Linked DNA regions of Homo sapiens: all the other regions are linked to region 4. Evidence: read pairs that join two places in POLR2A ChIA-PET (ENCODE). Cell type or tissue: Caco-2. All regions are shown on one strand.

What was found. ChIA-PET counts read pairs that join two places held together with the same protein. Peaks named below come from ENCODE experiments on the same cell type or tissue, not always from the same donor. Only the 100,000 strongest peaks of a DNase experiment are listed, where the experiment ranks them.
Region 1: POLR2A ChIA-PET joins it to region 4 with 9 read pairs; 3 of 35 experiments call an interaction of 5 or more read pairs at or near these places.
Region 2: POLR2A ChIA-PET joins it to region 4 with 10 read pairs; 1 of 35 experiments calls an interaction of 5 or more read pairs at or near these places.
Region 3: POLR2A ChIA-PET joins it to region 4 with 8 read pairs; 1 of 35 experiments calls an interaction of 5 or more read pairs at or near these places.
Region 5: POLR2A ChIA-PET joins it to region 4 with 8 read pairs; 1 of 35 experiments calls an interaction of 5 or more read pairs at or near these places.

The regions. Positions count from the first base shown.
Region 1 is chr12:52,882,721-52,886,720 of GRCh38, forward strand. It overlaps the pseudogene RPL7P41. Among named protein-coding and RNA genes, the nearest start is that of MIR9898, 14 kb to the right of the region's middle. RefSeq lists a silencer at 2,085-2,379. In Caco-2, a CTCF peak has its summit at 2,254 (motif pointing right); DNase peaks (open chromatin) are centred at 1,911 and 2,301; H3K4me3 peaks cover 161 bases.
Region 2 is chr12:53,481,740-53,485,739 of GRCh38, forward strand. MAP3K12 (mitogen-activated protein kinase kinase kinase 12) reads right to left here. Exons shown (of 14, transcript NM_001193511.2): 5 at 3,578-3,736; 6 at 3,317-3,475; 7 at 2,518-2,626; 8 at 2,172-2,281; 9 at 1,868-1,984; 10 at 1,610-1,747; 11 at 826-1,450; 12 at 560-630; 13 at 202-472. Among named protein-coding and RNA genes, the nearest start is that of MAP3K12, 16 kb to the right of the region's middle. RefSeq lists an enhancer at 616-1,129. In Caco-2, a CTCF peak has its summit at 495; DNase peaks (open chromatin) are centred at 411, 1,722 and 2,063.
Region 3 is chr12:52,184,589-52,188,588 of GRCh38, forward strand. It overlaps KRT80 (keratin 80), which reads right to left. Exons shown (of 9, transcript NM_182507.3): 2 at 791-999. Among named protein-coding and RNA genes, the nearest start is that of KRT80, 5.4 kb to the right of the region's middle. In Caco-2, no CTCF peak of the experiment used is centred here; a DNase peak (open chromatin) is centred at 1,674.
Region 4 is chr12:52,048,979-52,052,978 of GRCh38, forward strand. NR4A1 (nuclear receptor subfamily 4 group A member 1) reads left to right here and starts at 2,464. Exons shown (of 7, transcript NM_173157.3): 1 at 2,464-2,590. It overlaps LOC107984510 (a long non-coding RNA gene), which reads right to left and starts at 2,176. Exons shown (of 2, transcript XR_001749148.3): 1 at 1,056-2,176; 2 at 1-231. RefSeq lists a silencer at 2,099-2,508 and an enhancer at 2,600-3,157. In Caco-2, no CTCF peak of the experiment used is centred here; DNase peaks (open chromatin) are centred at 1,320, 1,963 and 2,303; H3K4me3 peaks cover 2,841 bases.
Region 5 is chr12:52,234,589-52,238,588 of GRCh38, forward strand. It overlaps KRT7 (keratin 7), which reads left to right. Exons shown (of 9, transcript NM_005556.4): 2 at 567-778; 3 at 2,921-2,981. Among named protein-coding and RNA genes, the nearest start is that of KRT7, 3.3 kb to the left of the region's middle. RefSeq lists an enhancer at 1-216. In Caco-2, no CTCF peak of the experiment used is centred here; a DNase peak (open chromatin) is centred at 1,623.

The sequences.
Region 1 (4,000 bases), 830 kb after region 4:
AGGTGAAATTAATTTTAATAATATATTTTATTTAACCCAATATACTCCAAATATCATTTCAATATGTAATTAATATAAAAAATTAATAATATGATATTTTACATTCTTTTTCCCTTATATTAAGCCTTCAAGATTGAGTGTACAATTTATATTCTCAAAACATCTCAATTCGGATTAGCTGCATTTCAAGTCACGTAGCCATATGTGACTAGTGGCAACCTTACTGGACAGTGCAGATCTAGACACCCCTAATTCTCACCCCAGCTGCCCCAGGACTAATAGTATGCAGGAAGTGGGGCATGGGGAAGAAGTCCAAGCAGCTCCTGGAAGAATGCTTAGGCCATTTGGACAGGACTTCAGGACACAGGCCCTTTCTGGGCATGTGCACTCCCTGGACCCCTCGGATTTCTCACCCGGGGGGAAGAGCAAAGCCAGAGGAGAAACAGAAAATTAAACCACACTTGTGTCTACATTTCAATCTATGTGAGAGAATAAGAGCCCCATATGCTTCAAAAAAAGTAAGGCAGGCTGGGCGCGGTGGCTCACACCTGTAATCCCAGCACTTTGGGAGGCCAAGGCGGGTGGATCCCCTGAGGTCAGGAGTTCGAGACCAGCCTGACCAATATGGTGAAACCCCATCTCTACTAAAATGACAAAAATTAGCCGGGTATGTTGGCATGCGCCTGTAGTCCCAGCTACTTCAGAGGCTAAGGCAGGAGAATTGCTTGAACCTGGGAGGCGGAGGTTGCAGTGAGCCAAGATCACACCACTGCACTCTAGCCTGGGTGACAGAGTGACAGTCCGTCAAAAAAAAAAAAAAAAAGTAAGGCAAAGCATAATTCTTTGTGAACACAAGGAATATACCAAAGTTTCAATGAGCAAACAGCATTATGTGTCTGTCTACATTTTCTTTTTTTTTTTTTTTTTTTTTGGGAGATGGAGTCTCACTCTGTCACCCAGGCTGGAGTGCAGTGGTGTGATCTCAGCTCCCTGCAACCTCCACCTCCTGGGTTCAAGCGATTCTCCTGCCTCAGCCTCCCTAGTAGCTGGGATTACAGGTGCACGCCACCACACCTGGCTAATTTTTTGTATTTTTAGTAGAGATGGGGTTTCACCATTTTGGCCAGGCTGGTCTCGAACTCCTGACTTCTTGATCCTCCTGCCTTGGCCTCCCAAAGTGCTGGGATTACAGGCGTGAGCCACCATGCCCAGCATAATGTCTGTCTGCATTTTCTTATAGACTTACTTTGTTCTTTTACCTTAGCTGCCTGCCCCCATTGGCATTTAAGATTTTTATTCCCTTGGCCAAAAAATAAATAAATAAATAAATAAATAAATAAATAATAAAAAACCAAGGTCTTATATTCTGTCAACTTTTAACAATGAGAGTCAGAAATATGCCTAAGTATTGATGTTATCTGAGCATTAAGTTTGAGGATAGGCCAGGGCATGGTGGCTCATACCTGTAATCCCACACTTCTGGAGGCCGAGATGGGCGGATCACTTGAGCTCAAGAGTTCGAGACCAACCTGGGCAACATGGTGAAACCCTGTCTCTACCAAAACTACAAAAAATTAACTTGTTGTGGTGGCATGCACCTGTAATGCCAGCTACTTGGGGGGATGAGATGGGAGGATTGCCTGAGCCCAGGAGGTAGAGGCTGCAGTGAGCTGAGACTGAGCCACTGCACTCCAGCCTGGATGAAAAAGTGAGACCCTGTTTCTAAAACAAAAAAACAAAAGTTAGAGGCTAGCCACCCAGATGGCCTCCCAGAAAAGACAGACTTCAAAGGAATGGAGTCAGTGTTCCCAGGGTTTTACTTCTATAGGCAGAAACAGGGAAGTCTAACAGAGTTCCACATTTTCCATACAAAGCCCGTGCATAGGTCACACCGATTTGATTGATTACAGCTTGCTACATTCCAGAGAAGATTGCGTTAACATTCCATGAGGAGGGGTAATGATCTGAGGGAGTCTTATCTCTGACACTATTTGGTTATTTCTAATCTTTTACAGGAAAAGGAGGAAGTCACAGCTGCATGTGTGTGGCACGGGCCACATAGTTATCCTCCACTCAAGGCTCAAAATAATTTAAGTTCCAACACCTTTAAGTTTGAATTATTTAATTTCACAAGTCTTACTGTTTTAATAAATACCCAAAAGTAGACGGAGCTGGAAGGAAATGTAGTGTCAGGGGACCACCTGGAAGCCAGGAGACGGTGGCACTGCGGGGTGTTTGGCTGGACACTCCCCACAATGCCCTCCAGGGGGCGCCAGGAGCCTGGATAAAGAGACCCGCAGGAGCAAAGGTGGTGACTGTCCCTCTCCACCCCAAGGCAGGCCCAACTAGCATGGTCCCACTCGGGTCCTCTCCTCCAAGCCTGCAAGTTTCTCCTAAGTTAGAAGCATCTGGGCAGGAAAAATAATCTGGAAAAAGCTCAGGTTTAGAGCCCTTTGTTCTGATCCATGCGGCCACCAAATAGCTAGGCAACCCTGAGAGTCTGCCCCTCCGGGGCCTATAAAATGGGGTTTTAATCGGCCTCACAGGGCACATGTGTGGATCAAACAAGGCAGAGCCTTCCTGAGTGCTTTGGAAACTGAAACCCAATACAGACATGAGGAGGAAAACCTGAATGGAGCTCTTTCCTGGCTGGAACCATGGAGGTGTCCTGGAAAAACCTGAGCTTTTTTCCATATTATTTTGCCTGCCTGAGAAAGAAGTTTGCCCAAACGATACTTCAAAAGGCAAGGAGAGCCAAGCTCAGTGACTCACACCTGTAATCCCAGCACTTTGGGAGGGCCGATCACCTGAGGTCAGGAGTTCAAGACCAGCCTAGCCAACATGGAGAAACCTCATCTCTACTAAAAATACAAAAATTAGCCGGGCGTGGTAGCAGGCACCTGTGATCCCAGCTACTCGGGAGGCTGAGGCATGAGAATTGCCTGAACTCAGGAGGCAGAAGTTGCAGTAAGCCAAGAGCACACCATTCATTGCACTCTAGCCTGGAAAACAAGAGCAAAACTCTGTCTCAAAAAAAAAAAAGAAAGAAAGAAAGGCGAGGAGGAAGCTTATCTATGGAAAAGTGAAGCACTATCACAAGGAATATAGGCAGATAGATAGAACTGAGATTCAACTGGCTCAGATGGCAAGCAAAGCTGGCAACCTCTATGTACCTGCAGAACCCAACCAAGTTGGCGGTCATCAGAATCAGAGGTATCAATGTGTGAGCCCACAGGACCAAAAGGTATTGCAACTTTTTCACCTTTGTCAAATCTTCAATGGAAGCTTTGTGAAGCTCAACAAGGCTTCCACTAACATGCTGAGGATTGTAGAACCATATATTGCATGGGGGTACCCAAATATGAAGTCAGTAAATGAACTAATCTGTAAGTGTGGTTATGACAAAATTAATAAGAAGTGAGCTGCCTTGACAGAGAACACTTTGATTGCTTGACCTCTTGGTAAATACAGCATCATCTGCATGGAGGTTCTGATTCATGAGATCTATACTGTTGGAAAACTCTTCAAAAAAGCAAATAACTTCCTGTGGCCCTTCAAATTATCCTCTCCATGAGGTGGAATGAAGAAAAAGACCACCCATTTTGTAGAAAATGAATGTTGGCAACAGGGAAGACTACATCAATAGGCTTATTAGAAGGATGAACTAAGGGTCCACCATAATTTTTTTTTTTTTTTTGAGATAGAGTCTCACTCTGCTGCCCAGGCTGGAGTGTAGTGGCATGGTCTCGGCTCACTGCAACCTCTGCCTCCTGGGTTCAAGCGATTCTCCTGCCTCAGCCTCCTGAGTAGCTGCCACTACACCTGCCACTACACCCAACTAATTTTTTGTATTTTTAGTAGAGACGAGGCTGGTCTCAAACTCCTGACCTTGTAATCCGCCCACCTCGGCCTCCCAAAGTGCTGGAATTACAGGCATGAGCCACTGTGCCCGGCTACCTTGATTATTTTTCTAATCTGGTCAATTAATAAACAGTTCCTG
Region 2 (4,000 bases), 1.4 Mb after region 4:
TATAGCTACATGCAAGCTACTGGTCAGGCATCGTAATAGATGCTCTGTGCAAGAGGCTTCTGAAATTCCACCACGTGGATATTTGCTCTTTATGGTACTTTCTGGCCTGTGCAGCTGTCTCCCCAAAAGCTGTTAAAAGACAAGGCATCTGCTTACAGCTCTCCCTGTTCAATATCTGCTTTTTGCTGTTGTGCCACTCACCCGCTCTCTGAGAAGTTCCTGGTGTGGAATGGGCAGGGAGCTGGGTTCAGGGCCAGGGATGACCTCTGAAGGAGGTGGGTCCAGTGGGATTTCTGAGCCCTGGGAGCACATGTCATCAGACCGCTCATCTGGCCGCTCATCAGTGTTGGTGCTGCCAACTTCAGGTGTGCCACTGGGGGAAGGTTCACTAGCTGTGCCTTCCTCCCCATCTGATGGATTCTCTGAGCTGAAGGTAGATAGTGACTGGCGCATGTTCAGGCTCTGAGGCCACCTACATGTTGAAGAGGGGGATTACAGCTTGGTTCTGCCCCTAGCAGAAAACAAGAATGCCATTAATTCTTGTAATGCCATCACTTACCTCTGGCTTGATGTCAGCTCTACTTCACTGTCTACCTCTCCTTCCTCCTCTTCCGATGAGATGCCACGTTTCTGCAGGAGAGATGGGGTGGGGGGGGTCTGATTAGAAGTGGAAAGAGGTCACTAAGAATCCAGGAGAAGGGAACATAGTTACGAAGGGTGAAGTAGGGAATGGCTTAAAATTGAGCATAATGTGGGGGATTAGACTTGGACCCCAGGGAGGATAAGGAAAAAGGGAAAGAGCTTGGGAGCCTTCCCATACTTTACCTGACTTCGGGTGACGGCAGCCCTGTACAGCAGTGCAGCTGGGGTCAAGTGCTGGGACCCAGCCCGGCTTCCTCCCCGGCCTGAGGTCCCTTCCCTTCCAGTTCCCAGAAGCCCCACACCTTCACCAGGCCCTACTGGAGGAGGTGGTTCCCCTTTGGCTCCCCCAGGTGAATCTGGGCTGGTGGAGCCAGGGGCTGAGCCCTCACTTGGTGGGGTGTCACCCCGGGCCGGAGGTGGTGAGCCAGGATCCCCAGCTCCGCCTGTGGCCCCCCGGCCCCGGGACCCTAGTGCTGCTGACAGCAGGTCTGGGGACGATGAAGACATTTTGCGGAGCAGGAGGTCATGATGAAGCCCACGGAGGGCGGGAGGGCAGGCCTCCCAGGCTGAGGGTCCCCCTCCTAGGCCCCCTGGGCTTCCTGGTCCTCCAGGTTCATGGGGTGGCACAGCTGTACGAAGCCCAGGCAGGTCCCCACAGCTCCCCTTGGCGCTGGCCTTGCGGTGACGGGTCTTGCCACGGCGACTCCGTCCTGGTGAGGGGGGGCCCTTAGGACACCCAGGAAGCCCCACCCCACTCAGGGCTGCATCTAGTTTAGGGAGCAAAGACTCCGTCTTGAGGATATCTGGCCTGGAAGAAGAGGAAAAGTAAAAGGTTAAGACTGCCAAATCTATGTACTCAAAGCACTCCCTAACCTTGGACACTAAAGTACACATCTCCCTGCTAATATACCTGTTGCCACTTCAGTATCCCTCTTGCCATATTGGAACCACAGTACTCATGTCCCACCTTTTGCTATGGGGTGACAGCTTCTGTGGCACATTCCTCTTCTTGATAAGCTTCTCCATTGTGTTTCCATGCAGGAGGCCCCGGGAAGGGTGTGGCTTCAGCAGGCCTGGGCACCTCCGCTCTAAAGCTTGCTCTCGCCTAAAGATCCAGGCACCTTCTCAGCTGGGCAAATGACCAGGAAGGGGCACCCCAGTCTCAGTAGGACCTCTAAGGCAGGCACAGCTCCAGGGCTTGGTGCATAAGGACAGGTAGGGTTACCTGAGCAGCTCCCTCTCCTTGAGTTCCAGCTGCAACATGAGGGCATTAAGTTCCATATACAGGTTGTTGGCTCTCTCCAGCTTCCTTTCATAGTGCTCCCTGATGTCCAGGGCGTGTCTGCAACGGGCAGAAAGGTTCCCCAAGGTGAACTGGGTTCACCTAGGGCCATAACAGATCTCAGTCTCAGAATTCCTGTCCACAGTCCTTTCGTAGTCCTTCCACCCGCCCTGGGGCTGGGTAGGAGCTGACTGGGTGCATAGTCCTTGCTGTTAGTAAAATCACCTCCCCAAGCACGGGAACTCACCTGAGCTCCTCCCTCCTCCTCATCACCAGTTCCTCTTCTAGGCGGTGCAGACAGGTCCCTTCTGACTTAATCTTTTCAAAGTGCAGTTTTACTTCTTCCCGCCACTCTGCCTATGGGTTGAGAGCAGATGAAGAGTGAGAGCCATCCCTTCACCCAGTGAAAGGCTCTGCAGGTTGCCCACACCACTGCCAATGTGTGTGCTGGAGCAAAAAGGAGTGGATTGACTCAGCCCTCTAAGAGCCAATCTCTTCAGTCCCACTCAACCCATTTCCCAGCCTCCCCCTCAAATAGCATCATCTCTGCAAAGAAGGGGAGTTAGGTATTTATTTTCCTACCCACAGCACACCTGGGACTTAAAGTAAGTCTCCTGGGGTGTGGAGAGTACATCAGCTGAGGCAATGTCCAGATGCAGCAGGATCTGTCGGAATGATGGGCGATTTCGTGGTTTGCTATTCCTGAAAGGAATGGAGTTAGGAAGGAGAGGGGAGAATTTGAGGGAGGATCAGATAGGAACTGGAGCATCCTTTCCCAAAGTGTGTCCTGGAGAATCCAATCCTAGAATGTACTCTGTGACAAAAGAACTTATGGTCAACTGTCTCTAGAGAATATTACACACTATTCATTAGTGTGTCAAAATCCTGCAGTAAGGAAACCTATTGAACCCCATATTTTCCAACTTGTCTCCCAAAATAAAAGCCTTTTCTGAATAACTTCATTGAAGGAACCACATTTTGGGAAATGCTCAGTGACAGATTAGCAATCGTCAAACTTCCCTGGGTCTAGGTTCCAAATGAGGGTCTGGGGTCCTTTCCTTCTGTGTTCTAAGGTTGTTTACTTGAGGCTCAACCAACCATGCTTGGTGGTTATGCTGCTCCTTCCTTGTACTTGTATGCACTCACTGGCACTTCATGACAAATCAGGAATGCAGATATCGTTAAGTGTATTTTATAGATGAGGAAACAGGTTCAGAGTAGATACCAATTACCCCTGGTGACTCAGCTCAGAAGGTAGCATGAGCCTGATTCAGATGAAAGTCAGTCTCTTTGAATTAAATGTACCCCTGCCATTTATTGGTCAGTCCAGCCCAGTACTACCGTGCTTCTCAACTTCTCCAGGCCCAGTATCCCAGCCCAGACCATCCTTACCAGCACTGGCGAAGCAGGATCTTGAAACCATCTGGGCAACTGGAGGGCACGGGCAGATGGAGACTGTTGCTTCCCACACCCCAGATAATGGCTGAGGAATCTACGTCTTTGTAGGGGATCTCACCAGTCAGCAGTTCCCATAGCACCACGCCAAAGGACCTAGGGATGAGGGGACATCACTTGTGCTCAAGCCCTAGAAGTTGCCCACAATCCCCCCAGGGCTGGCCACCCACTCTTCTCAGTTTTCAGCCTAGTTCTCACCAGATGTCGACCTTCTCAGACACAGGTTCATTGCGGATCACCTCAGGGGCCATCCAGGCTACTGTCCCTGCAAAGGACATCTTGGTGCTCTTGTCACTCAGCTCCTTGGAAGTGCCAAAATCTGAGATCTTCACCACATCGTCGTAGGTGATTAGCATGCTGGTAAAGAGTGTAGTCAGCTGGGGTCCACACCCCTCCACACACCTCATCTAACTCTGCAGCAACTCTGCCTTTCAGGTTTTTTTGTTTGTTTGTTTGAGACGGAGTCTCACTCTGTCACTCAGGCTGGAGTGCAGTGGCTCAATCTCGGCTCACTGCAACCTCCACCTCCTGGGTTCAAGTGATTCTCCTGCCTCAGCCTCCTGAGTAGCTGAGACTACGGGCACTCGCCACCACGCCTGACTAATTTTTTTGTATTTTTAT
Region 3 (4,000 bases), 140 kb after region 4:
AACCATAATCATTCCCGTTTCACACAGGAAGAAACTGAGGTTCAGATATTAAGCCACTTACTGGAGGTCACAAAGCTAGTGATGGGTGATGATGAAGATTAAACCTCATTCTGGGCTAATGCCCAAGCCTGGGCCCATAAATGCTGGGATATACTGCCCAGCAACTGTTTGTCTGTCTGTCTGTCTGCCCCACTAAGTTGTAAAGGCACCTTGCATACTGGGGCTGTTTTCCTTATCTGTCTCTTTCCAAGTCTACCTTGATGTCTGGCATGCATTGCTTCTTTATTCAAATCAAACCCATTCTTTCCATCCCCTTCCTGCTTCCTGGTGGCTTTCCTCTCCTTTCCAACCCAGTCGAGATCAAAATCTAAAGCCACATCTAAAACAGAAACCCATCTGTTCTAGCTAGTGACGTAATTTCCCATTGCCAGAGCAACATGTGGACAAGAGCAAGTGTGTCCATAGGTACAAGAGGACGGCTGCTCGAGGCAGGGGGTGCGGGTTATGATGATGCCCAAGGGCCAGCAGGCACAGGGTTTAGCTGGGAGCCAGCACAAGATTGACTTTGTTTTAAGGGTTGCTATTAGGGAGGGGGCGGCTGTAGGTTCACAGCCATATCCTCAGTATTTAGAATACTGCCTGGCACATACCAGTCCCTCAATAAATGTCTCAGGTAAAGAAATGTTGCAGAACATCTTTCCTCTTTCTCTGGCTTAAGTGCCTCCCATCTGAGCACAGCTTGGTCCCAGCCCTCAGGCCTTGCTCATGGCTCTCATGGGGCTCTACGTACCTGATTCGAAACTCCTCAACCTTCTCCAGCACCTGCAGCAGGTTGGCCTCCAGCTGCCCCCGCTCCTGGCTCACTTTGCGCAGTTCCTCCTGCAGCCGGCCCTGATATTCCTCATAGAGATGCCCGAGGTCGAAGATGGCTGAGTCCTGGCCCTGCAGGAAGCTCCAGCGTGTCTCCAGCAGCTGGTTGCGCTGTTCCAGGGCTTGCACCTGGGAGAGCAGGAAGGCGGCGAATGGGTCAGGTGTGGACCAGTCGGGGGCTGAGGCCCCGGGCTGACCAGCAAGAGCCCACGGAGGGCTCCCTGGGAAGTGGCAGCTCATTTATGCACACCACCCAGGGCGCTCACTCAGCAGAAAGCACCTCCAATGACTGATTGTTAAAACTGAAGATGGTGAGATAAGGACAGGATCAGAGCAAGGTGGAGCCAATTAGCAAAGGTTTCCAGGCGAGGGCAGGGCAGGGCTGGCAGAGGAAGGGGGTAAGAGGGTGTGAGAGTGCCAAGCATGCGACAGGCTCTCCATGCCTGCCTGGGGCTGGGGCGGGAGACCCCAGGGAACATGGGGTGTCAGAGGCCTATCTGCCCCCTTGCCACCACGACAAGTGTGGTCCCATCTTGTCCTGGAAACTCAGCAGGGTAGGGCCTGGTTAGTACTGTCCTTAAGTGCTCATCCTCTCGATGACAGAGGCTCCCTGAACCTCAGTTTCCCCAGCTAGAAGTTAGGAATGATAACACCTGCCTGCGCGGTCCTCTCCTTCCCTCCACCCTGTCCAGCCGAGCTCAGCCTGGGGCTCTCCCTGCCTCCTCCCCACCCTGCCTGTCCTCTCTATTCTCCTTCCCATCACCAGGCCCTCTGCTCTCCCCATTTGTTCTTCCAGCTCCCTCCTGCAGGAAGCTCTCTGTGACTCAGGTTGAAAGACTTCCCTCTTCCCTCCAGCACTGAGGCCTTCAGTTTAGCTGCTCCTCCTTTGTCCTGAGCCACTACTCTCCCCATGAGACTGTGGGGACACCTGGGGATGTGCTTTGGGATACGACAACAGCAGGTGCTCATGTGGCCCCTGCTGTGTGCCAGGCCTTGCTCTACATGCTTGACCCATGAAATCCCTGCAGCACCCCCATGGGTGGGTACTATTATAAGCTGTATTTTACAGATGAGGAAACCAGAGGTGATGGAACTTGCCCAAGGTCACAAAATTAGCAAGTGGCAGAGCCAGGCCTGGAATCCAGGAACTTTGGGTTTAGAACCTTTTAACCACTATGACACATGCGTCCTGTGTGTTGCTGGTCACTGTGGGCCCTGGGATCCCAGCTACCCTTCATGGGCTGGCTTCTGCCTCCAGTTAGGGACAGTTTTGCCTCGAGGTGAAACCCTGGGAGGGCTCTGAGCCCAGCTGCGCCTCTCAGACTCTGCCTACCATATGCCTCTTGCTGGGAGGGTCCTGCGCAGTCCTCTCCTTCCTTCTACCCAGTCCAGCCCAGCTCAGCTTGGGGCTCCCCCTGCCTCCCTCCTCCCCACCCTGGCTGTCCTCTCTACTCTCCTTCCCATCACCAGGTCCTCCTCTCCTCCCCATTTGTTCTTCCAGCTCCCTCCTGCAGGAAGCCCTCCATGACTCATATCTTGAAAGGCCCCCAGTTTACCTGTTTCTCATTTGTCCTGACCCACCACTTTCCCCATCACACTGGGAGCCATCTGCTCCCCCTTGGGGCCTCTCCTCCCTTGGTGCCAGGGATAGGCCATGAGGGCAGGCCATGAGGTTGGAGGCCTGGTTGGGGCCTGGCTCCCGTCAGTGTGGGTTGTTTGTCATGAGGATGTTTTGATAACCAGCCCAGTGATGCTCCCTATGGTCACAGGTGAGTAGCTGGGCCTTCTCCCACCACTGCCGGTGCTGCTGGCCCAGGCTCCCAGAATCGTAGCCTGCGAGAGCTGCCAGCAGCCTTTTGGATCAGCTGAGCTGGGCCCTTCATTTGCAGAGGAGGCAATGGAGGCCAGGGGTGTCAAGTGACTTCTCCAGGGTCACAAAGCAACTCGGTGGCCCAGCTTCCCAGAGAGCCCCATCTGATGGCCACTGCCCTCTCTGCACCTTCGTAGGCTCCCGAACGGTCAGGTGGGGCCAGCCCCTCTCTCTCTGCTCTGCTTCTTCAGGGTGTCCTTGTTTTTCCTGAAGTGCTCTGACGACCCTTCGACATTCACAGCAGACAACGCCAGCAGGAATACTGGATGATGGCGTTTGACGGTATTTGCGGGCTGCCATTCCCCTGCATATCTGTACTGGTAGGTTCTGCTTGAAGCCAACCTTAATCCTGCTCTCTGCTGTACTCACAGCCAAACAGGTTCAGTAGGGATGGAGGTCAAGAGGGTTTCTGCCCTGCCTTGTGAGTGTGAGAGGGAGCGTTGGGGGGGCAGGTATCTGCTCACCCCACCTTGCCTCCGTTTTGACAAGCAGGAGCCCCATGTTTACACTGAGGGTGGAGTGAGAGGAGAGATGTGAGGCTCCTTCCTCCACCCATGAGCAGCAGAGAAATCTTCACACCAGGAAGTTCTTCCTACAGTCTAACCTCAATTCCCTATGCTTCAGCACTAGCTCGCTGGGACATGGTGTGCGTTTGGCCGGCCAGTCCAGCTAGAAGGCATCTGTGGTCTTAGGGGATCAGGGACAGCCCCCTGTTTTCTGCTGCCCTTGGGGGAGTCTCTGGTTGTCTCAGTGGGCGGGGATGGAAATTCATTCCCCACTTGGGACCTTCCTTGCAGAAAGGCTCCTCCCTCTCAGAACAAGGACCTGGGGAGGGCTCATAATCCTGGTGCCCTGAGAGGTGCCAGGTTAATTGCCTCCAACCCAGGAAGACTGCCGAGCCTTCACCTCTGATTCCTCCTCTCTGTTCTGCCTGGCCCTCTGCCCTTAGATCATACAGTAGCAGCTGTAGCAGGGACCTCTCCATTTTACAGATGAAGAAACTGAAGCCCAGTTGAAAAGTAGGGCCAGGTTGGGGCTGAGGTTAGGGGAGAGGCATGTTGTTTTGTGGGGGAAACCGAGCAGCCTAAACTGGAACTCCTGGAGGGAGACAGGCCGGACATCCCAGAGGCTGCAGGTCTTACAGGGGAGTGCCTCTGGGCCACACAGGTAGTGTTCCTTAGCGGGGGCTGTTGAATCCCCGGCCTTCAGCCAGACATTGGCTTTAGCCAGGGAGCCTCAAAGACTCACGAGCAGTGGCTG
Region 4 (4,000 bases):
CTTCACATTCAACCAGTGGCCTTGAAGGAAGATGGTTTGGAGCAACCCAGAGCTCTCTGCAGATGCATTCACGTTGAGACTGTATGCTGGGATGGAGGGTTCTGGCAGGTTCTGACCAGATGACTGAATGCCATCAGCATTACAGTCACCCCTTGGTTTATGAAGGGGGTTGGCTCCAGGACCCCAACTTGTACTGCGAATACTCAAGTCCCACTGTTGGCCCTGTGGAACCTGTAGATACTAAAAGTCGGCCCTCTGTATATGTGGGTTTTTGGATCCATGTTGGATTGAAAAAAAATCCCCAAATCCCCATATGAGTGGACCTACACAGTTCAAACGTGTTGTTCAAGGGTCAACTGTGTATGAAGACTGCTCCATCTGTGGTGGACAGTGAGGCTTTAGAAAGAGGAGACAGGCAGGCTAATGGATGGTCTTCATGGGTGTGGGAAAGGAGGAGTGGTCACTGGGCGCAGGCAGTTGGTCTGTGGGACCAGTGAGGCATGGGCTGTGGCTGGCAGTAGGAAAGCGGGAGAGGCTGAGTGCAGTGGCTCATGCCTATAATCCCAGCACTTTGGGAAGCCAAGGCAAGAGGCTTGAGCCTGGGAGGTCCAGGCTGCAGTAAGCCATAATCATGCCACTGCATTCTAGGCTGGGCAACAGAACAAGACCTTGTCTCAAAGACAACAAAACAAAACAAAAACGGGGAGAGGAAAGGACCCAAGAGATGTTCCAAAAAAGAATTTCAGGAAACAGTGAAAAGTTGCAAATGGGGCATCAGGAGCCAGGAGCAGAGATTAGGTGGCAGGCAGGGGGTGCAGAAATGACAAGTTCTGTCTGGAACAGATGAAATTTGAGGTGCTTGTGGGACCTTTGAGTGGGCAGAAGCGGGGGCTGGAGACAAGGGTGTGGGAAAACTGTGATGGGGGTTGAGGGTGGAAATCGGGCCGGCAGAGCCTCCGGGGCAGAGAAAGTCCTATGGGGTGACCAGATGAGTTGAGAACTGGGTGGGTGGGTGCAGGCTCAATGGAAGCAGAAACTCATGGATATTGACTTACATGGGAGAAGGGGAATGGATGGGGGTCGCAGTGGGGTGGCAGGGCTCTCTTTTCCTTGTTTTTGTTTTTTTGCCCTTCCCTCTTCTCTTACTTTTCCGTGAGGGCTCCCCAGGCTCAGGAGAGATCAGGGTGGAAGGGTGACGGCCAAACCAGGGAAGGCTCCAGGTGGCTGAAGCCTGGTCTGTGCCCAGCAGGGCCCTGGCGGGCTGTTCCTCACTCCACCGGGCAGGTGATAACTGGTCAGAGCTGCCTCCCCACAGGTGCTGGAGGTAGGCTGGGAGGGCCGGTGCTCCCTGATGTGGACAGGGGGAGGGGTATTGATAAGAGGCGTGGAGAGATCCCTAGAGATGCAGTCTGTGGCCCTGGGTTCCAACCCAGTGTGCCACCACCTGGCTGTGTGACCTTCAGCAAGTGCCATTATTTCTCTGAGCCTGTTTGTTTATAAAATGAGGAAGAGTTGGCACAAGTTTGAAAAGATTTCTCAGGCTCCACCCGGTTCTGAAATTCGGTAATTTCCCAACTAGGGTGCACTCCCCCTGTAAGGGGCTGGGGAGGGGACGGTGCGAAACCAAGTTCAGCTTGTGGAGCGGAGCCAGAGCTGTTGGCCGAGCTTGGGCCTGGCCAACGCCTGCCCTCGGGAAGGTCCTGTGTAGGGAGACTGCCTGGAGGGACTAAGCGAGGGCTCTAACTGACGTCTCAGGGGCAGCCTCTCAGCCTGAGACCCTGCTGGGGAAGCCGCGTCCTGTGCACTAGCTGCGCCTAGGGCTGAGGTGAGGGCGCAGGCTCCCCAGGGTGTGTCCGAATTGCCCGCCTCAGCCCGCGGCCTGTCCTGACCGCCCAGCAGCGGCAGCAGCGACACCCTAGGGCTCCAGGAAGGGCTTGGGAAGGTGTAAAGGCGGGGCTAGGCTCGGAGGGAGCCGGAGGGACCGGGCGCGGTTGGCTCCCGGGAGCAACTGGAGAGTGAGGAGATCCTCATCCGGGGAAGCCCCGCGGCCGCGTCTCTACAGCGCCCCTTCTCGGGCTCTGGCCCTCCCGCTGGTTATTCTGGACCTGGGGGCCCCCAGCTGGGACCCGAGTCCGGTGCGGGGAGCCTAGTGGGCCTGGGAGCTGCTATTTTTAGCGGGCGCGGCGGGCGCGAGGAGCCTATTTATAGATCAAACAATCCGCGCTCCCTGCGTCAATGGAACCCCGCGTGCGTCACGCGCGCAGACATTCCAGGCCCCCCCTCCTCGCCCCGCCCCCTCGGGCTCCCCGGGCCGCACCTCCCCCTGGCCGCCTCCCGCCGGAACCGCACCGCCCCCCGCGCCCTTGTATGGCCAAAGCTCGACGGGCGGCCTGCGTCAGTGGCGCCCCCGCCCCTCCCCGTGCGTCACGGAGCGCTTAAGAGGAGGGTCGGGCTCGGCCGGGGAGTCCCAGTGGCGGAGGCTACGAAACTTGGGGGAGTGCACAGAAGAACTTCGGGAGCGCACGCGGGACCAGGGACCAGGCTGAGACTCGGGGCGCCAGTCCGGGCAGGGGCAGCGGGAGCCGGCCGGGTAGGTTCCCTTCGGGGAACGTGCATCTGTTTTTAGGAGCGGTGCATGAAGGAGATGGGTGTACGCGCGGGCAGAGAGGATGTTGTAGGGCCGGCATGCAAGAGGGTAGGTGTAGTGTGCAGCTGTAGCACAACGGGATGAGAACCCAGGTCAGACTGGAAACTACTGGGTGCGGGGTAGGAGGTAGGGGAGGTTGACTACCTGCAAAGTGGAAGCTGTAGGGGGTTGGGGTTGGCGCCGGGAGTAGGGACTTGTCCAGCAGGCGGCTGGCCTTAGTTCAGTCTCCTAGGGTGCCCAACTGGGCGCACGGTGCTCTGAACTTGGGTGGGTGTGGATGGGGGTCACAGCACCGTGGGGGAACAGGTACACAGAGCTTTGGCGCTGCTGGGATCCGTACGATTCTAACTGGGATTGGATTTCCAAAAGGCCCTCCTTCCTCCCAGCCTGTCAGCTCCCTCCCAGTGTCCCGGTTGTTTTCTTAACACTTTAGAGGCTGTGGCTGAGTTGGCAGGGGTTCCCCACCCTGAACTTTCTGTCTGAGGTGCGTTAGGAAGCCTCCGGATCATTGAAGGAAGTGACTGGCTTGGTGGCTGACCTGTGGAGGGCTGCTTGCTGTGTATTGAATAAAGGAGGCTTCTTGGGGTCGGGGCAGGGTCTCTGTAAGCACAGGGAGAATTGATTTCGCTGGGGCTTGGATCACGTGTGTGTGTGTGTGTGTGTGTGTGTGTGTGTGTGTGAGAGAGAGAGAGAGAGAGAGAGAAAGAGAGACAGAGGTGGAAACCCTTGTCCTTGGGGATCCTGGATAGAAGTTGCCAGTGTTGGAGTCTTGGGGCGGTGCTGCCTAGAGGATACCTCCCAACCATTCCAGCTCCAGATGCTGATCATCCCTATGCCCCCTCCCCCAGTAGTCTCTGTTGGATCTTACAGGTAGGGTGCAGCCTGAGGCTTGTTCAGCAGAACAGGTGCAAGCCACATTGTTGCCAAGACCTGCCTGAAGCCGGATTCTCCCCACTGCCTCCTTCAACCCCGCCTCTTCCTCCTCCTGTGGGACTGCTCCCCCCTCCTGTGAGGCTAGATGTAGGTCCATATCTTGTGTTGTTAAGAACCTGCATGAAGGGGGAGGGACTGATGGGGGTTGATCCGGATGTGGGACGTCCAGGTGGAGAAACAGGATTTGAATAAGGCAGGAACAAGCGCCCAGTTCTGCCCAACTGCTGTCTTTCCTCCTTCACCCCCAGCCCATCCCTGGCCAGGCTGTCCTAGTGCAGGCAGATGTGGCCACCCTCACCTCTCGCAGGGTGCTGCATGCCTGTGGACTGGTGCCACTGGGTGTGTGGGGCCTGAGCTACAAGGGTCTCTGTTGTCTTGGTTGTCAGGCTAGGGGTGGAGGTGCCCTGTTCAGGGCCTGTG
Region 5 (4,000 bases), 190 kb after region 4:
GTCCCCAGGGCCTGGGGCCCTGAGCTGCTGGTTTTGCAGAGGCCTCTATTGCCTCCCACCTCCAGTCATACCGGCTACTCCTTAAGGGCCTTTGTGGGCTCCAGGCTGGGGTCATTTTACCATGGATTGACTGTCCTGAGGCCTTGCTGGAGAAAGGGGAAGGAGAGAAAGGATATTGAGGAAGGAAGAGAAGAGGTCCCAGACAGAAGGGAGGGCTGGGCCTGGTCATCCTCATGATCCATTGACAGGAAGAGGTGGCTGTTCAGATAGGGAGGTGGAGAACACCACCTGTAATGTGATGGGGAGTGAAGTGGAGAGGAGGCCCTGGAGCACATTCGTCGAGAGTCAACCACGGGGCACTTCCGTGCACCAGGCAGACCTGCTTCCTGGATCACTCTGTAGGACACTTGATTTGGAGTCCAAAGGGAGAGGGCTGGAAGCCCCAGGCAGGGAAACAGCCAGGGGGAGCATGGCTCTGCTAAGTGGCTAAAGATGATGTTCCTCAATCCCGCTGTGGGTGGCACGCTCTGGCTCCTCTTGAGTTTCCTCCTTCTCGCCCGTTCTAGGTGCGGTTTCTGGAGCAGCAGAACAAGCTGCTGGAGACCAAGTGGACGCTGCTGCAGGAGCAGAAGTCGGCCAAGAGCAGCCGCCTCCCAGACATCTTTGAGGCCCAGATTGCTGGCCTTCGGGGTCAGCTTGAGGCACTGCAGGTGGATGGGGGCCGCCTGGAGGCGGAGCTGCGGAGCATGCAGGATGTGGTGGAGGACTTCAAGAATAAGTAATGCCCCCTGTGCCACATGCGAAGACCCCTGCCCCGGGCCAATGTGACCCTCATGAGCTGACCCTGTGCAAGTCCCCCTGCTTCAGGAATCAGCATGCAGCTGCTCAGTCCAATAACTCCCTGAGGGGCCAGTCTTGACCAACACATTTCCTGCCTTTCCTCTCTCCTCTTTGTCCCTGGGGGCTGTTTCCAAATCATTCTGGTCTTTTCCCCTGACTCAGTCCCAGTGAAATGTCTCAGCCCAGCCCTGACCTGCACTGTCTCCTTTGGGTGTCTGACCAAGGCCCCGAGAGAGAGTAGGGCAGAAAGTGTCTTCTGACAGGGGTGCTTCAGAACTGGTATGACCTTCACAGATTATTCTAGAGCAACTCTCTTTTGTTCAGGTGAGGAATTAGAGACCAGAGAAGTTTAGGGACTTGGTTGAGCTCACACTGCAAAGGTCACTGGGAGAGCTGGGACTTGAATTTTAGGTCCCTGACTCCTAGGAGAGGACACAGAGCCAACTTGGGAAGCAAAGAAGCAGAGAGGGAAAATGGTCATTGTGAGCCATGCGAGGGCCGCAGAGGCTGAGGGTGGGTCTGGTCATGGCAGGAGCCAGAAGGAGGCTCAGGAAGGCTGGGACTGGGGCTTTTGAGGACAGGTCTTTTTGCACTCTTTTCTCATTGAATAGAAACAAAAGCCTGAAGCTCAGGCTGGGCCCCACCCTGGCACACCTGAGGGGCACTGGGGCAGTGAGTGAGTTCTGTCCCCTGCCTGTGGCTGTGTGACTAAGCAGGAGTCACACATTGGCTCTGACTGGAGGAGAGCAAACAAGGTCTCTGTGGAGTGCCCCCCCCCAACACTCCCACTTCCCTAGGGCAAAAGTCAACAGGATTAGTCCCATAGCAGGTGGAACCAGACAGGTGCAGAGTAGGGAAGGTGTGGGGCCATCATTCAGCCCCTGTTGTCAGGACTAACGTGTGTGCATGCGTGTGTGCATACCTGGTGCCCACCCCCATACTCCCCCCACCCCAAACCCTCAGAGCACCTTCCTGTGGAGCCAGTCTGAGATCCAGGCTGGGACTGAAAGAGGAACTGGAAGGGAGTCCAGGGAAGGAGTACAGGGAGGGTCCCTGTGTGCAGCTGCTCAGGGAGTTCCGATCTGTGCACCCTCTTGACCTGGCTGTGCACTGCCAAGGCAGGGGTGGACGGAAAGCCTTGCAGATATTTTCCAGCTTCTACAGAACTTGAGGGAGTGCAACTTTGAGGGTATGGGCACCTCCAACCCTGAGTCTGGGCTCCTGAAGGGGCTTGGCCTACCTGGATGTCCTGCCTTCCACCCCAGGTTGTCCCTACTGCTTCCAGCAGCTCTTGGAACTCTTGTTTCCAACACCTTTTTTTGAGTCTCAACATAAACATTAGATTAAGCCATTGTGGTCTCTTCCTCTGTGCCTTGTTTGCCCAGGTCCTCCTAAGGGCCAGGAGTGGCTCCTTGGGAGGAAGAGTGATGGGAGCTATGGGAGGAAGGATGGGGGCTGGATCATCAGGCGGGACCTGGTTCTTTCAGGACTTTGTGTATCCCTCATCCTGATTCTACAGGGTTCCTCCCCTTCAGACTCCTTCTTTGCCCCTGAGGGGTGGGATTAGGTAGTGATTAGGGCATGGCTGGAGTCAGCTGCCAAGGTTCAAGTCTGGGCTGTGCCACTTAGCAGCTTAGTGACCTGGGCAGATTACGCTGCCTCTCTGTGTCTCTGTTCCCTTCTCTGATAACCACAGTACCATCGTTATAGGTTTGCTGTGAGGATGAAATGAGCTCATGCATAAGAAGCACATAATGGTGCACACCCCATAGAACACAGTCTCATGCATATGGCTGTTATTATTTGCTTTTTTTCTCCCAGGACATGCAGCTTTTGTGCTGTCATTCACATGTTTCCTATGTGCCCCACCAACAACCCCCCATGCCAAGACTCAAAGCCCTAGGAATGGCCGCGTGGAAGTCAGGGAAATTTGGTTTTGTAGCTGACACCTGTTTTTTCAGGTGTGTCTTTAAAGAGTAGGGGAAGGGAGGCAGGGCAGATTTCACAGCTGCATATGGCGGAGGGGGGACGGGAGCATGGAGGCAAAGCTGCATCAACACCAGGCCCTCCTCTACTGTAGGTACGAAGATGAAATTAACCACCGCACAGCTGCTGAGAATGAGTTTGTGGTGCTGAAGAAGGTGAGTGGGAAAGACAGGCTCGAGGAGGGTTGTCTGAAAACATGGGACAAAGGACCACAGGATCCTCTCACCTGAGCAGCCCATGGGGACCTCTGGCCAAGGCCTGCCTGAGCTGTCCAAGAGGAAGTCTGCACAGCCTGTCCTGTGGGTGCGTGTATGTGTGTGTGTGTGTGTGTGTGTGTGTGTGTGTGTGGTGACTGATTAGACTCATTTCTAGGCCTCTAGGGGTTAGAACTAAGAGCAAAGGATGGAGATTATAGAGGGAGATTTCAACACTGAATAAGGAGTGCTCTATTCAAGCCAGAACATTTTCATCACAAAGGTGTTGCTTGGCTGGCCTGAAATGTTTGCTGAATGAATGCAATGAGCTGCCTCGAGCCAGCATGAGCTCTCTGTTCCTGCAGATGTGCAAGCTTGGAACGCCTTAGAAGTATCTTAGGGGTCTTGTCTACATGCCCTTTAAGATTCTCTTCAATACACTGAGCAGTTGGTGTTCCAGGCCAAACCACAGAATTGCAACTTGCCCCTGGGAGCTGGGCCCTTGGAGATTCAGGAATGAGTAAAAGTGAGGCCTGTCCGTAGGAGTTTAAGCTTGAGAAAGTGCAGCTGGAAGAGGCTCAGACACCATCTTCACCTGGGGTGTTATCTGAGGCCCACCTGCATCATAGTTACCATGCTGCAAATTAAAAACATAGCTTGGAGATTTTCCATCTCTGGGAGCGGGGCTGGGAATCTGAATGACTTTGTGTTCTGCTACTGACTGACGAAAAGTTGAGCTCCCAGAGTTGAAGTGATTTGTTCCAGGTCACACGGTTAGTAGGTGGAGCTAGTGGTGTTGAAACCATCTAGGTCTTTAGGAACTGGTCAAGTGCTAGGTTGGGGCTTCAGTTGCTCTGGGATACCAGTGCTGATGCCCACCATGCAGTCTGGAGGGTCAGCAGGGCAAGCTTCATGCTGTGACCATGTACAGCAGCTGTAGAAACTGTTTCTGGGTAGGGCAGTAGTATTTGGCCTGTGGG